Linked DNA regions of Homo sapiens: region 2 is linked to region 1. A link is a loop called in an ENCODE intact Hi-C map of the cell type or tissue named here. Cell type or tissue: chondrocyte. All regions are shown on one strand. Links, peaks and the distances in the headings refer to the core of each region. The heading gives the core; the rest is flanking DNA.

The links. Peaks named below come from ENCODE experiments on the same cell type or tissue, not always from the same donor. Only the 100,000 strongest peaks of a DNase experiment are listed, where the experiment ranks them.
Region 2: it touches region 1 in a loop (2.6-fold over the local background); 10 of 110 quality-filtered maps call a loop at or near these places.

What each region holds. Positions count from the first base shown.
Region 1 is chr16:27,455,700-27,458,568 of GRCh38, reverse strand. No RefSeq gene overlaps it. Among named protein-coding and RNA genes, the nearest start is that of IL21R-AS1, 3.7 kb to the right of the region's middle. RefSeq lists an enhancer at 1,468-1,517. In chondrocyte, for the core only: CTCF peaks have their summits at 1,028 and 1,270 (motif pointing right); no DNase peak of the experiment used is centred there.
Region 2 is chr16:27,325,512-27,328,418 of GRCh38, reverse strand. The region is part of intron 1 of IL4R (interleukin 4 receptor); the gene reads right to left. Among named protein-coding and RNA genes, the nearest start is that of IL4R, 13 kb to the right of the region's middle. RefSeq lists an enhancer at 287-951. In chondrocyte, for the core only: CTCF peaks have their summits at 945 and 1,147; DNase peaks (open chromatin) are centred at 928, 1,128 and 1,438.

The sequences.
Region 1 (2,869 bases), core at 1-2,500:
TACATGAATGCATTGTCTGTTAAATACAACATTTCAAATCTGGCTAAAGCCTGTGGGCCCCTCTCCTTCAGGGCCCCTCCCACTTTCCCTCTTCCCATTTCCATCCATATCTGTCTGTGCACGCCCTGGGAAGCCCGGGCCTGTAACATAAAACACGCCCTCAGCACGGCTCACTCACCGACCCCCTGGCACATCTGCATCAGCATGCCTATTATGGGAGTGTTTTGAGGAAGTAGCCAAAGCTTTAGTGGAAAACCACCCAGGAAAGCTTCACCAGAGAGTCCTTCTCCACTACAGCAATGCCCCTGCTCACTCCTCATCAAACAAGGGCAATTTTGCAAGCGTTTCCATGACAAATTATTAGGCACTCACCTTATAGTCCTGATATGGCTCCTTCTGACTTCTTTTTGTTTCCTAAAAAAGAAAAAAAAAACTTTAAAGGGCACTTTTCTTCAGTTAATAATGTAAAAAGATGGCATTGCCATGGTAAAATTCCCAGGACCCTCAGTTTTTCAGGGAGGGGCTGAATGGCTGGTCTCATCGCCCACCAAAGTGTCTTGACCTTGATGGAACTTATGTTGAGAAAGACAGTTTGTTTCTTATTTTTAATCTTTGAATTCATTTTCCATGAACTTTTTTTTTTTCTTTTTCTTTTTCTTTTCTTTTTTTTTTTTTTGAGACAGGGTTTCGCTCTTGTTGCCCAGGCTGGAGTGCAATTGCGTGATCTGGACTCACTGCAACCTCCGTCTCCCGAGTTCCAGCGATTCTCCTGCCTCAGATTCCGAGTAGCTGGGATTACAGGCATGCGCAACGACGCCCGGCTAATTTTGTATTTTTAGTAGAGACGGGGTTTCTCCATGTTGGTGGTGTGAGCCACCGCGCCCGGCCTCCACAAACGTTTTGAAGTCGCGAATGTGTGTATCTGTGCACATACATGCTGTGTATGTATGTATTTGTGTGTGGGCATGTGTGTGTGTGAGTGTGCATGTATGTGCCTGCGTGGAGTCTCCCTCCTTACCTCCAATGCCCAACGCAGGTCCATCCACCCAAAGGGTAGAAGTCAGCCTTTGTTGAATTAAGCAAACCCCTGCCAGTTCACCCTGTCCTCATCGCCCGTATTCTCTACCGCAGAGGGCTGCTGTGGTGATTGTCCAGGGTCCCCTTTATAAGCGCCAGGCAGATGCACTTCTGTGGCCCTTTCCCCCTGGACAGCAGAGCGAGCGGGCACTGCCTTCAGCCGACACCTGCATATTGCAGTGCTTACCAGCAGGTGGCAGCAGCCACCCAAGCGTCTCTGTTTCCCATTACTTCGCCTTGGTTTCCAAATGTCAGGTGCTCTTGGTCCATACAGGCTCCAGGGTGAGGCCAGTAAGAACTGACTGGGGCAGGGCATGACTTATCCATAAAATGGATGATATCCTAGCAACAAGATTTCCTGAGCATCTGCCAGATGCCAGACACTGTTCTGGGCACATTACACACATTAACTTCTGGCCCCACAATAGCCCTAAGACGTCTGCCTGATCAGTATACTCATTTCATAGATGAGGAAGCTGAGGTGCAGGAGGTAAAATCATGTCCACAGGGCTGGAGGCTGGAAAGCGGATCTGCTGGTATTCCCAGTCTGCCAGCCTCAGGGACCTCCCCATCACACCGCCTTCCAGGGATGGGATTTGTTTTGGGGTGGGGGGGGAGCCAGCATTGTGCTGGGAGACTCCCTAAAGAGTAGGATGAAAGGGTTTCTTATCTGGGGTCATCAATTTTTTTTTTTTCTTTGAGACAGAGTCTCACTCTGTCGCCCAGGCTGGAGTGTAGTGGTGCGATCTCGGCTCACTGCAACCTCCGGCTCCTGGATTCAAGTGATTCTCCTGCCTCAGCCTCCAGAGTAGCTGGGATTACAGGCGCCCACCACCACACCTAGCTAATTTTTGTATTTTTAGTAGAGACGGGGTTTTGCCACGTTGGCCAGGCAGGTCTCGAACTCCTGCCCTCAGGTGATCCACCCACCTCGGCCTCCCAAAGTGCTGGGATTACAGGCATGAGCCACCACGCCTGGCCTGGGGCCATCGATTTTTGAAAGAACCTTCACATTTGTCACCCTTAGACACAGGGGGAAGACCTATGATTGCCCCATGGTCTGAGCAATGAAGGAAGGGCTCTTGCTCTCATTACAGACTCCCCAGGAGGCGGCCTGTTTTCATCTCCACACCTCATTCTGTGCCCTTTCTAGGTCTGGGGCAGATGGTTGCCTCCTCTCTCCATACTGCTTTGCCAGTCACTGCTCTACCATTGATTGATTCATTCATTCATTCACTTATTCAATATTTTTTAGCACCTGCTCTATACCAGGCACTATTCTAGGCTCTGAGACCCAGCGGAGAATTAGATCCCTGCTGTAGTGGCGATAGACAGTAAATATGATGGATAAATAACACAAATGTATGAGAAGGTATAATAAGTGTGATGGAAAAAACAAAACCAGGCAGTGGGGTGTTGCACTTTGAATAAAGGACCCAACCCAGAGTGGAGAAGGTGACGTCCGAGCAGACTTGACTCCATCCTCTCATCTTACACGAATGCGTGGGTGTTTCCTGATGGCAGACAAGTCCTCTCCTTGTTCTTTCCTGTCGAGAGTTTAAAGGAAGCGCCTGCTTTCTTTCCTGTCGAGAGTTTAAAGGAAGCGCCTGCTTCCTTTACTGTCAGTGGAATGGGCTCCTGGGAGGGGCAGTGCACGTGCTCACTGCTCCATCTTCCACCGGAAGTCCCCTTCTTGGGTTCCACCGGTGCCCTGGGACTGGGTGGGCTGTGCAGGGTTGTGCCATACCATGGGGCCAGCAGCCGGGCTCAGGCAAACAACATCCCCAGATAG
Region 2 (2,907 bases), core at 113-2,612, 130 kb after region 1:
TTAGCCGGGCATGATGGTGGGTGCCTGTATTCCCAGCTACTCGGGAGGCTGAGAGGCTGAGGCAGGAGAATCGCTTGAACCCAAGAGGCAGAGGCTGCAATGAGTTGAGATCACACCATTGCACTCCAGCCCGGGCAATAGAGCAAAGTTCTGTCTCAAAAAAAAAAAAATTCAGCAATAATAAATTCAACAATCTTTTTTTTTTTTTTTTTTGAGATGGAGCCTAGCTTTGTCACCAGTCTGGAGTGCAGTGGCACGATATCAGCTCACTGCAACCTCCGCGTGGGTTCAAGTGATTCTCCTGCCTCAGCCTCCTGAGTAGCTGGGACTACAGGAGCACGCCATCACACCTGGCTAATTTTTGTATTTTTAGTAGAAACGGGATTTCACCATGTTGGCCAGGATGGTCTCGATCTCTTGACCTCCTGATCCGCCTGCCTCAGCCTCCCATAGTGCTGGGATTACAGGCATGAGCTACCGCACCTGGCCTCAATAATCATTTTTAAACATGAACCAGGTCCCAAGCTTTTGTCCATAGTTAACTGTATATGCAGTACTTATTTTGTGCCTGGCCCTGTTCTAAGTACTTACAATATATTAATCAATTTGGTTCTCCCAACGACCCTATGAGGTAGGTGCCATTAACATTCCCATTTTACTGATGAGAAGACTGAGGCACAAAAAGGCTAGAGCACTTGCTGGTGGTCACAGAACCATAACCTAGGCATTGTCACTCCAAAATCCACGTGTTTAAGGACTGTGGTTGCTGACCCTTGAAATGCAGTCCCCAAAACCCTGGAACTTTGTCCGGGGAGCCCCACTGGCCTGAGACCCATTGGCCTGAGACCCAGAGACAGCAAGTGACAAGGCCAAGGTCACAGAGTTAGGAAGCAGCAAAGTCAGTGAAGGCCGCAGCCAGGAAATGAGCAGAAGCATGGGCCTGGGAAAACACGCCCGCCACCAGGAGAACACACTTGACTCACTTTTTTTAAAAAACTCGGGGGAGATTAAGTGATTAAGCCTTGAAATGTCAGAAGCCAGCAGCAGCCTGGAAGCGACCCAGCAGGACTCTTCCCGAACCCACAGCGGGTGGCAGGGGGGCAGGGGGCGGAGGACTGGGGGCGCACAGGGGGCGGTACAGGCCTTCTGCTCTTCTTCCCTCTGGGCAGGAAACCTGGCTTGGAGGAGGGGCTGGTTCTGCAGACAGGATGCAAGCACCTCTGTGACAGGTGGCATGTGGAGAGGAATCCAGGGACAGCAGGGGCCTCGGGTGGGGGCTGGGGCTTTGGAGCCGCTGACCCCTGAAACTCCACGACAGAAACTGGCCTGAAACCTCAGCTCCTGTGGCGCAATCAGTTAGTCATGCTACTTATAAGAAACCAGCCCAGAGCTTCCTCTGGCTTCTGGGACAGCTGGGCTGGGCTGGCAGGAAGCTAGGCATGCACTTCTTCCTGGGACAGTAACCTACCTAGAACTGGGGTTTCCAGAAATGGCAGCCACGTCGGTGGCCCCACTGGGATAGTAAGGCAGGCCAGGCCAGGGCCCCAGAATGGCCCGGGATCTGCCTGGTTGGCTCCGTCCCCAGCCCAGCCAGTGGGAGGGAGGGGAGGCAACAGACTGGCTCTGCAGCCACCAGGAACACAAATCGGCCCCCTCCACCAACAGCACCCACCAGCCTCCCTGTGGGCCTGCTGTGGCTCAACCATCCTCACCCACTTGCTCAAGTACCTCACTTATTCTCCTTCTCTTTTTTGCTTTAGAGACAGGGTCTCATTCTGTGGCTAGAATGCAGTCGCACCGTCACGGCTCAGTGCAGCCTTGAACTCCTGGGCTCAAGTGATCCTCCTGCCTTAGCCTCCCAAGTAGTTGTGACTACAGGCACACACCACCATGCTCGAATAATTTTTAAATTTTTGTAGAGATGGGGATCTCTCTCTGTGGCCCAAGCTGGAGTGCTATGGCACAATCATAGCTCACTGCAACCTCAAACTCCTGGCCTCAAGCAAACCTCCTGCCTCGGCCTTCCAACATGCTACAGGCATGAGCTGCCGTGTCCAGCCATCTCCTCATTTATTCTTGCTGTGGGTGTTTTCCAAGTACTGCCTATGTGCTGGCTATTACAGATGCAAACAGGCCATTCATTCATTCATTCCTTTCTTCTTTTAACAAATATTTGAGCAAGGAAGAAGTTGCCAGAGCGTTTTGAGCAAAGAAGTGACATGATGAGACTTTAAAAAAGACCTCTCTTGCTTGGGTGGTGGGGGCACGGGTAGAAGTGGGTAGCAGTGAGGAGGCTACCACACTGGCCCCAGAGAGAGGTGCCAGGGCTCACACCAGGCTGCGGAGATGGGGAGGTTGAGAAGGGGCTGAATTCTAGATCTGTGTTGAAGACAGAGCCCACAGGATTTGCTGACAGGATGGATGCTGTGGGGCGGGAGAGAGAACAGGAAGGCTAATAGGAGTCAAGAATGATTCCACAGCCATTGGCCTTTTCCAAGATGGCGGCCTGTGGGGGTAGCCCGTGTGACAAGCCAGCCTGCTGGGCAAGCTGCAGGACTTCAGATTAGCAGAGGAGGCTGTTAGCAGGCGCTCAGGGAAGACCCTCCCTCATCCTAGAGGGTCAGGTTTCTTTATCGGGGATGCACCAGAGTTCTCTCGGGGAGGGGCCCGACATACAGCAGGCACTCAATAAGTGAGCATGTGTATTTTATTTTATTCTTATTTTAACAGGTATACAGTGTTTCCTTGGTGCCAGACACTGGCCTAGGTGCTTTAAGCCCTCCCTATGAGATAAGTATAATTATTAAACCCATTTTATGATTCTGAAGGTTCTTTTTTTTTTTTTGAGACAGAGTCTCACTGTGTAGTCCAGGCTGGAGTGCAATGGTGGGATCTCAGTTCACTGCA